2 separate regions of the Homo sapiens genome follow, and region 1 is linked to region 2. Evidence: read pairs that join two places in POLR2A ChIA-PET (ENCODE). Cell type or tissue: GM12878. All regions are shown on one strand. Each heading gives the region's core, and the rest is flanking DNA. Links, peaks and the distances in the headings are about the cores only.

Evidence for each region. ChIA-PET counts read pairs that join two places held together with the same protein. Peaks named below come from ENCODE experiments on the same cell type or tissue, not always from the same donor. Only the 100,000 strongest peaks of a DNase experiment are listed, where the experiment ranks them.
Region 1: POLR2A ChIA-PET joins it to region 2 with 5 read pairs; 2 of 35 experiments call an interaction of 5 or more read pairs at or near these places.

Annotation. Positions count from the first base shown.
Region 1 is chr3:31,438,886-31,444,274 of GRCh38, reverse strand. No RefSeq gene overlaps it. Among named protein-coding and RNA genes, the nearest start is that of STT3B, 91 kb to the left of the region's middle. In GM12878, for the core only: no CTCF peak of the experiment used is centred there; no DNase peak of the experiment used is centred there; H3K27ac peaks cover 1,242 bases.
Region 2 is chr3:31,509,956-31,515,344 of GRCh38, reverse strand. No RefSeq gene overlaps it. Among named protein-coding and RNA genes, the nearest start is that of STT3B, 20 kb to the left of the region's middle. In GM12878, for the core only: no CTCF peak of the experiment used is centred there; no DNase peak of the experiment used is centred there.

The DNA of each region.
Region 1 (5,389 bases), core at 315-5,314, 71 kb after region 2:
GGCTTTCATATTCCTAGTTATTGGATGAGGCCTACTATGTGGTCAGAAACAGCGGCATAAACTCCCAGGTTTTTCTCGCTTTCTGAGGAGCACCGGCAGAATTAACCATCCCTCAAAGGACACCTGGCCTGTGGCAAGTGCCACATCATCATATCAGAGCATGTGGTAGTAACTGTCTTCTGATATTATTTCTCAATGTTTTGCAGAATATGCAACCCAAGCAAGAAAAAAAAAAACCAGAAAAGTGAAAAAAAAAAAAAAGAAATACAAGTATCTTAGGCATAAAGTTCAAATTTGATCAATAAAAGGGAATGAAGACTTTAACAATAAAAAATTATGGGAGGAACCTTTGTAGATAGGGGAACAGGTAGGTGCGGTTTCTTTTTGCAAGATAGGAAAAATAAGCCACGAAAAATACTGCAGGTAGAAGATGCTTGTGTAGCAAAGCAGAGGAAAGCAGCTTTGTGACAACGCTGAACATTTCCTGCTGTTCAGAGAAGCATGAAGTGGGAAGATGCTAAATTGTTGGCAGGTGTGTCTGATAGTAGTGTTGGCACACCTAACTTCATAATTTCTGACCTAGTTGAAGAAATGCCTATGATCTTTTTGCTGGGTTTAATTATAGCCTAAATATAATCTACTTCTTTAAAAAGAAAAAATTGGTTAGAATTCAATTATTGTTTCTGTGGAGAGAATTAATTTTCAACAAAGTGTTATAGAGAATCTGTGTTGGCAGTTCTGGGAGGAAGACCTCATTTTCTAAATGCAAATTTTGGCTCCTCCTGTCTTCTTCCTTCTACCTCAACACTTAGAAAACTACCAGAAACAGGTTTTTTTTTTTTTCTGTTAACTCATAAAACAGTAAGTTTTGTGATATTCTTTTCTAGGTAGATCTTACATTAGAACAGAAAAAAATTCTTCACTAGGCATGTGGTTTTATACTTGCAGATGTTTGGAATGGATCATCTTTATGTGCTCATTCATTAAGAGCTAATCTATCCCACTTGCTGATATATACACACACACACACACACACACACACATACACACACACACACAATTTCAACTCCTGCTGTGCACTACAAGCACTGCCTTTGGGGGTTATGCAGGGTGAGGTGACAACTTTTGGCAGTGCCAAAAATGCTTAACTGCTGAGGTTAAGCTAGAAGCTCTGGGTGAATGTTGCCTCAAAATGGCTGCTGGCACCCAAGCCAAATTAGCCAAGGAATCAATTACCCTCAGGTGGCTGCCACAGAGATATCACCACCAAAGCTGCTGAGAGAAAAACCTCTGGTCAAGCCAGACTTCTGATGATACAAAGGAACAGAATACACATCTATCTCCTGGGTCATTGTTTCCCTTCCTCAATTTTCAGCCTGCGGGACACAGGCAGTTTCAGCTGGCCCCAAGTTAGCAGCCCTTCCAGCACCTGGGCATCATTTCCTCTATTCAGATACCTTATCTGGAAATAATGAAAGTTTAATACGAGGCAATCAGACCCCAGGGATTTCCAAATGATACCTGATGGAAAGAGGTCTTCTGGGGTCACAGACACAATCACTGCTTCCTTCAGACCTGTGATTGCTCACTGCTGGGGATGATTGGGATTTGCAAGTTGATTAAAGCTGGAGATTTAGTGTCTGAAATAGAATTTCTCAGATAATTGCTGGAAATTGGCCAATGCCTTTGTTGCACTGAGCTCCACATAGCAGATTATATGCTCTCGGACTTAAACCAGATCCATGAAAGGGATCTCAAGGAGGAACCTTCAGAACTGGTACTCTGTCTTCTGACATGCAGAACAAGACGAGAGAGGATTGGATGCTTCCTTGGGATTGGGTGCTGAAGAAAATGAAATCAAAGCAAAGATTTCCTTCTGGAAACAATTTCAAAGAGTAGTCCATTTCTTTCTCCAGCTGAATCTTTTCTTTGGTAATTTCACAGTTTTCTTCATGTAAATATTCATGTCTTTCTTGATTTTTCCTGCACAAAAACATGTCTGCCTCTTACAGTAGGCCAGGACCTGATTAAAACAGTATCCCAGAAAAGCTATTAGAGCTTATGCTTCCAAACCAAGACCCAAAACATCTTTGTGTAGTGCCAAAGTTGAAAATGTTGTGAAGTGGTATGCTTGAAAGATTTTTTAACAAAATTATACCACCCAAGATTGGTGAGAGGACCTGGAAAAATGTACTCCCATACTCTATAAATTCTCCAAGAAAACATTTTGGCAACGTTGACCAATGGCCTTAAAAATGTTCATGTCTTTGGACCCAATACTTCATCTAGGACTTAATCAAGGACTTAGTCTTTAGGAAATAATCAAGGGTGTGAACAAAGGTTTAGCTTGTTCCATCTTTGCTGGTGCCTGTCTAGCAAGAGCATGTCTAGCAAAAGCATGTCTAGCAAAAGCTTGGCAATAGCGTTCAATTTTGGAGGACTAGAGTAGTGTATATCCAATAACAATAAAGATGGAAATGTTAACAGTGGTTGTCTTCACATGGTGCAATTACAATTTTATTTTGCTTATCTGTATTTTCTAATTTTTCTTCAGTGAATATGTTACTCATTTAGAAATATTTTCAAAAACTCCCTTTGAACTGTAATAGTTTTGTTGCAGAAATTTGTCTACTGACATGAAAAAATGTTCACAAAAATAATTGATGTAAATAAAATGGTATTAAACTGTACGTAGTATGATTCCACTTTTGAAAAAGAGAAATCAATGTATTCTCTTTGTCTTTTTCTCTGTCACACACACCTGGAAGTGCACACACCGGTATATTTCAGTGGCTTTCTGTTGACGGAGAGATAATGTTAACTTAATTTTTTCTCTTTGCTTGTTTATATAATTTATAACTTTTCTTCGGTGAACATGTAATATTTGTATAATTGAGAAAAAATAGAGTATAATTTTACATGCAATAGACAGGAGGCCTTATGTGTGTACAGATGCTCTCAACTAAGATTAAGATTTTTTAACTTTAAAATGGTGAGAAAGTACTACACATTCAGTAGAAACCTTACCATTCTGTTTTTTACTTCCAGTATTCAATAAATTACATGAGATATTCAACACTTTATTATAAAATAGGCTTTGTGTTAGATAATTTTGCACAGCTGTAGGCAAAGGTAAGTGTTCTGAACAAGTGCCGGTACCTTGATTTCAGCCTTATGAAACCCAGGCCAGAGACATCAGTCAAGCCAACTGAGAGTTCTGATCATGAGGTGATACATTTGTTGATGTAAGCTGGGAAGTTTTCATAACCAATAGAAAATGAAACACATGAAAAGTAAGTTTCACTCCCATCCTTGTACCCCAGCCCCATGTTTTCCTTTCCTGGAGACAAATTCCCTATGTTTAGAAGGAAAAAAAAAACCAGAAAAAGGAAGGAAGGAAATAGGTCTATTTTGGGAGGTGTTTGAAGCAGAGATTTTATTAGGGAAGAGAAAAGAGTAGGAAGAATATTTCTTGGATTTTTTTTTTAGGGAAAACTGGAATGCTGCCTTGTGCCAAGTGTAATACTGTCCATGTGAAAATGATTAATAAAACTGTAAGAACATTTATGATCTTCTTAACATTTAAAAACAGAAAAGAAAACCACAGCTACTTAGAAAGTGTGTATAATTAAGAGCATAATGGGGAACTTAAAAGATTTGTCTGTATCACAAAGGAAAGCTCCCTGTGTGAAAATGTCAAAGGTTTTTCTTTTAGAGCCATGAAAAAACTTCTGAATAGTTCAGTCATGTCCCTCCTAGAAGCCAAAACCTTTAAGAGTATGGGAGGAGAGAGAGTAGAAGGGAGAAAAGGAAGATACCATTAGTCAATTTAAAGAAGGGAATTACATGAACAGAAAGGGCTTGTGAATATTCTGAATACAATCTGAGTTTGTATAATTTCAAACAGGTCTGGACAAGGTAGACAAAAGGCAGTCATTTAGACAGATTGAGGTCATTTTGTATGTCCTTGCGTCTACTGACAGTTAAACCAATAATCAGTGTGTGGTCTTTTATTTCTCTTATTGATATTTGGAACGTTGACAGTCTATCAGCTAATATTTATATCTTAAACCTGTTTTGTTTTGTTTGGATTTTTTTGGTGTTGGGGCAGAGAGGAGCAGGAAGTTCAGGAAGGGAATGCAATAAATCATCCAATGGTTGTGCTGGCATATTATTTAGAAGAAGGACTGAATCTACCACAAACCACAGAATACTGAAAACTGACCTTCGTGTTGAAAACTCCCTGCATTTTACTTCATGCAATTGATTCACAACTGAGAAATCCATTTTTTAAATGCTTCATGAATATTTGGAGGAAATGAAGTATATTGACTAGTTTGATGAATATTAGCCCTAGTGGGAACATTGTAACCATCCTTACAGCATATGAATGGCGAAATAATCATTGTTCAAGTCACATTGCAAATAAGGCAACAGGCAGCTTTTTCATGACAAAAATATCAAAATAGAAAATGGTACTGTCAGTCGTTTTTATTTTTAAACAGAAAACAAAACATTGTATTGCTTTGCTATAATTTTCTCAAGAGATTCTTCCTGAGAATAAGATGTAACTCACTGACTTTTATTTCCAAGTAGTGAATGTATCACAATGTATGAGATTACCCAGGAGTTCACTTACAGACTTGTACATCCCCAAACTCAAAGTTACAGTTACATTTATTGCAAAGAAAGGCCAGAAACAATTTCCTCTGAAGTCTTCCTGCCTGTTAACATACACCACAGAACACCAGGACTGATGAACCCATGTGGCCCCTTTACCCTAACAAAAGAATTTCTGGTAGCTGAGCGAGTGCTCTTGATAGTCAGGGCTCCTTGGGTCTCTGCTCTTGGCTGAAAAGAAAGCTGTCTTAGCTAACGTGATTTTTTGATCCATCTTAGAATGCCTTCAAGGTTAGCAAAGGGAGCTTGGTTTAATTTGCTTTGGCAGAGGAATGAGGACAAGTGGGACCTATCACAGGTAAAAGGAAAAGGCAGCTGGAGGGTGTTCTCATAATGCCAATGTTGAGGGCAACACACCTTGGGCTTTCAGTTAAGGTTTCTTATAGCTTTCTTTGGTTCATCTCAGGTTCTCTTTGTGTAGCTAATGAACAAGATGTCACAGGTGGTTAAAATAACCCCAGAAGAAACTGGGATCCTAATTATGGGCATTAAATCAAAGAACATGTTTATTTGTTATGATCACACATTTTCAAAAGACAAAACATTAATACTCATGTAGTTGTCCTAGTCAATTTGCTAAGAGGTCTCCACATCCAGCCCTGTTAGCTGGATCAAGCTGCACGCATCTGTTTGCCAACTAGATTATTGCTGATTAAGCTGGATAGTTGCTTATTGTTGTTATGAGAAATATGGGATCAAATGCTACAGT
Region 2 (5,389 bases), core at 299-5,298:
CTCTTGTTACTTGCTGTGTGCCTTTGGGTGAGTTACTCAGCATCTCTATGCTTCAGTTTTGCTATCTGTTAAAAAGAATAATAATTATATTAATAATGGTGTCTATATCCCAGATAATCAGGATTAAATGAGTTCATTGAAATAAAGCATGAGACAGTGCTTAGTACAATGAAAGCTTAATAAATCTTGTAATTATTATTATAGAGCCACTTAGGTTTTCACTGATAAAAAGTATTTTTCTTCTGCAAAATGTAACTTCAGCCAGAAAATTTGGAAACATGTTCACTAGGTCACAAAGGCAACCTCATGAGAGGGAATAACAGTGCAAACCTGAAACCACTATTGGAAGAACAACTCAAAGATCATGTTCAATTGAAAGTGGTTTAGCAGTGTGACCTTTATTGGCAAAAGGAGCGTATATGTGTGCGTGCATGTGTGTGTATGTGCGCACATGCTCATGTGTGGGCATGGGTTTTCATTCAAGGTACAAAATGTAAAGCAGCAAGATGTTTGACAAGCCACACGTGAAATTCAATCTTGCTAGTCCTCCTCATGGATTATGTACATAATGTACATATTATGTACATAATATATTTGGTCTTGTATATTCATGAATCAAGAAAGTAAAACCTAGAACTAGAATATAGATTTTGTTTAATCTACTCTTATTTCACACACACACACACACACACACACACGAAATACAATCTCTTCTTGGCTACTGAGGTCTGAAAACCTTGCAGAGAAGGCCAGTATTTCTTGTACTCTCATTCCTTATCTTCCAGACACTCTCTCTGGGGAGCACCATTTCTCAGTGACTGTGGGCAGGATTAATAAGCACCATTAACTCTTCACTGTGGCCCACAGGGGTGGGGGACTGAAAATAGTCTGTCAACAGTTTGGCCAACTTGCCACGGGCAGCCTTCTGTCACCTGCCGGCATCCACTGGACACATACCACTTGATTCCCTTTTATTTCAGCATTGAGAACACAACCAAACATTTGTGAGAACCAAATCTTGCTTAGATATGCTAACAAGCCTGAATAATTAACTTTAAAATTAAATTTATTCCTGATTGAATTTCAAGATTTTATTTCGTTTTATTATATTTTTTTTGAGACTGAGTCTCGCTCTGTCCCCCAGGCTGGAGTGCAGTGGCCCGATCTCAGCTTACTGCAAGCTCCGCCTCCCGGGTTCACACCATTCTCCTGCCTCAGCCTCTCAAGTAGCTGGGACCACAGGAGCCCGCCACCACGCCTGGCTAATTTTTTGTATTTTTAGTAGAGACGGGGTTTCACCGTGTTAGCCAGGATGGTCTCGATTTCCTGACCTCGTGATCCGCCTGCCTCAGCCTCCCAAAGTGCTGGGATTACAGGCGTGAGCCACCTAGCCCGGCTCAATTTTTATTTCTTAAAATTGAGAGCACTTATTAAACCCAAGAGTCCACAAGCTTACTGTGTTACATACATGAGAACATTTAAGATTCCGAGGGCACTGAAAATTTATTTTTGAAAAGCAAGACATTTTGAAATAAGAAATTCAAATCTCTTGCTATGTACATTATTTAACAAAAATAATGAAGCGTTGTTAGTAACTTCTATGAGTATTAATATAGGCCTTAATTTAGTTCTCCTGTTTTTCTCTATTCATCTTTGTGCCCTTTAAATAAAAGAGATTTATTTTATACTTTACATATAATTATTATTTTGTGTCTCTGCTTTAGCAGGAGATCCTTTATTCTATCTCTACTTCAAAAGAGGGTTTTATAATTTCAGAAATAGTTAAGCAACTTGAGGCAGAGCACATAAGTAAAGATTATGTAGTAGACACTGACCAAATGTTGTTGGCATTAACGTCTACACAGAAATTTTTAATGCCCACGGTAAGTAGCAAGAAATAGTCCTGAGAGTTCTCAATGAATTTAACAGGTTTTCAACTCCATAGACCAGGTTAAAAGTAAGGTGTTTATTTAATTAATACCTCTGTTCCTCTCAAGGAGATAGAGTACATTTTCACCAGGTCGATAGCATCATTTATTATTCTGTTTTTGTTTGAGCTCCAGGTTTTCATTTGAGCTATGTATTTTCTATTTATTCTATTTATATTCTATTTATTTTCATTTGAGCTATTTATTTTCTAAACAAATGAACTCTGTTTTTAAATAACTTTAAAATGAACTCTGTTTTTAAATAACTTTATGTACCTGTACGTTCATTTTCTTTGCCAAGTTGTACACCCAATTTACAACCTCTATAGAAAACAGTACAGAGATATCTCAAGTAACTAAAAATAGAACTACCATTCAACCTAGCAATCCCACTCCTGGGGTTACCTACCCTCCACACAAAAAAGAAATCCTTATATCAAAAAATCACCTATATGTTCATTGCAGCAGGTTCATTGCAGGTGTGGTATTCACAATACCAAAGATATGAAATCAAACTAAGTGTCCATCAATGGAAGATTGGATAAAGAAAATGTGGTGTATATACACAATGGAATACTACTCAGCCATACAAAATAATGAAATAACATCTTTCACAGCAACACGAATGGAACTGGAGGCCATGATCTTAAGTGAAACAAGTAAGACATAGAAAGACAAATACTGCCTGTTCTCACTTATAAATGGGAGCTAAATAAGGTGTACACATGGACATAGAGTGTGGAATGATAGACAACACAGGCTTGGAAAGGTGAGGGGGTGGGAAGGGAGGGAATGATGAGGGATTTCTTAAGGGGTACAATGTACATTATTTGGGTGATGGACACCCTAAAAGCCCTGACTTCACCGCTATGTAATCTATGCATGTAGCAAAATTACACTTGTACCCCACAACTTTATACAAATAAAAATGAATAAATTAATTTTTTAAAAAGTAGTTGCAAACTTTCTTTGAAGTTATAAGACCCTTTCAAGGTCATGAAGATACATCTTGGGCATACTTCATTCTGGGCTGAGATGCTGTTGTAGAGATTTGAGAAGAGGGAAATGGCCAGGCATGGTGGCTCACGCCTGTAATCCCAGCACTTTGGGAGGCTGAGGTGGGCGGATCACGAGGTCAGGAGTTCAAGACCAGTCTGACCAACATAGTGAAACCCTGTCTGTACTAAAAATACACAAAAAATTAGCCGGGCATGGTGGAGTGTGCCTGTAATCCCAGCTACTTGGGAAGCTGAGGCAGGAGAATCACGTGAACCCGGAAGGTGGAGGTTGCAGTGAGCCGAGATCGCGCCACTGCACTCCAGCCTGGGCATCAGAACGAGACTCCGTCTCAAAAAAAAAAAAAAAAAAGAAGAGGGAAGTGATTAATTCTGGATAGAGTCTAAATATTACACAACTTAAATTTTGAAGAGGTAGGGGTGGGTTTTGTGTGTTGTTTTATAGACTGTTAAAAAAAAAAAAAACAGTAACCACATCAGACCCCTTATTTCTCTGATACTAGTGATTCCTGTCCTTAGAAATTCCAAACAAAGTGAGGAAAGAGATGGTGAGGAGAGAAAAGGAGGTATGGAGAGTGTATTAGTCTATTCTCATGCTGCTAATAAAGACATACCCAGGACTGGGTAATTTATAAAGGAAAAACGTTTAATTGACTCACAGTTCCACATGGCTGGGGAGGCCTCACAATCATGGCAGAAAGCAAAGGGAAAGCAAGACATGTCTTACATGGCAGCAGACAAGACAGAGCTTGTGTAGGGGAACTCCAATTTATAAAACTATCAGATCTCTTGAGACTTATTTACTACCACGAGAACCATATCGGGGAAACTGCCCCCATGATTCAGTTATCTCCATCTGGCCCCACCCTTAACACATGAGGATTATTACAATTCAAGGTGAGATTTTGGTGGGGACACAGCCAAACCATAGCAGACAGGGAAGAAAGAAAGTGATGTAGTTATGGGCAGAAGCTGTTGGGGAGGCAGAAGCAAGAGAGTCGGGGGAAGAGTGGGGAGAAAGGTCTTTTGCGTAAACATCATTTTAAGATAATCATTACTAGGAATAAAACCACCACAAAACTGTGTAATATCAAATGATTGAAAAAAAGAAATCTATGTGCCAAAGGAAGCAATGCTGCTCAGCTGTTGACAGGAGCACACAGGCCTTTGCAAGAGGGAAAGCAGGGCATCTGATATAGATGAAGTGTCAAATTGTCCATCATTTTCTTTTCTGTCTTGACAAACATTGTATTATTTTTACAAATTGCCACCAACTTAGCCACTTACAACAACACACATTTATCATTTCATAATTTAATTGGATCCTCTGCTTAGGGTCTCATAAGTCAAAGTGCTAGGCAGACTGCAGTCTCATCTGGAGGCTAAACTGGGAAGAATTTGCTTCCAAACTCACTCAGGTGTTGACAGAATTTATTCTCTTGAGGCTGTAGGATTGAGGGCTCTGGCTTCTTTTTGGCTGTTGGCTGGAGGCTACTCTCAGTCTCTAGGAACTGCTCTTATCTCCTCACCAGTGGAGGGCTCCCACAATGGCCAGTACTTCTTCAAAGCCAGCTAGGAAGAGAGAGCTCTTCAGTGAGTCTACTAGCAATATGGAGACTTATATAATATTATAGAAATGTCATCCCATCACCTTTGCCATATTCCATTGGTAGAAAGCAAGTCAAGGGGAGGGGATTATACTGGAGCATAAAAACCAGGTGTTGGGAATCATGGCTGACTCCTTAGACTCTGTCCTCCATGCTTGCCATGTTTCCTTTGTCTCCTCTAATCTATAACAATTACTCAGTCTTTCTTGTCTTTCATGACTTTGACACTTTTGAAGAGTACTGATCAATTGTTTTGATTTGTGTATTTTAAATTATTTTGTTTATAACATTTATTACAATATGTTTCTCAGAAAATTGTGAGCACATAGATATCATTTACCCTTGCTCCAGTCATACACCATGGAACAGTAATGCCTCTCTTGTGTTAGTCTCTTTGTCTTTACTTTTTGAGGGATGGTGGCGAAAAGACTATATTGAGCACAAGAGAAAATAAGGTAACAGTATTACATTTGGAGGGACAGCAGGTTACATATAGCGTTGTGAGCGTAGAAGAATGATCACACCTTTGATGGAAATCAGAAAATTAGGGAGAAAATCTGGCTTGGGAAGCATAGTGAATATTGTTTTCCCTTTGGGAAACCTCCCCAACTGTCAGTCTGTGCAATTCAGATGAATGAAGAGAAAACTACTCTCAGTTCAAGCCTTGGGCACATCTCAGTTAAACCTTCCAGAATCCCAGGCCACGGTGATTGGTTCAGGAATTGACCCATGACCCAGTCAGAGCCATTGAGCTGTTCAAATGAAACTCTAGGGCCACTGGGAATGAGGCAGGCATAGTTCAGGACTTCTACCTCATAGCATATAAAGCCTGGAGTGA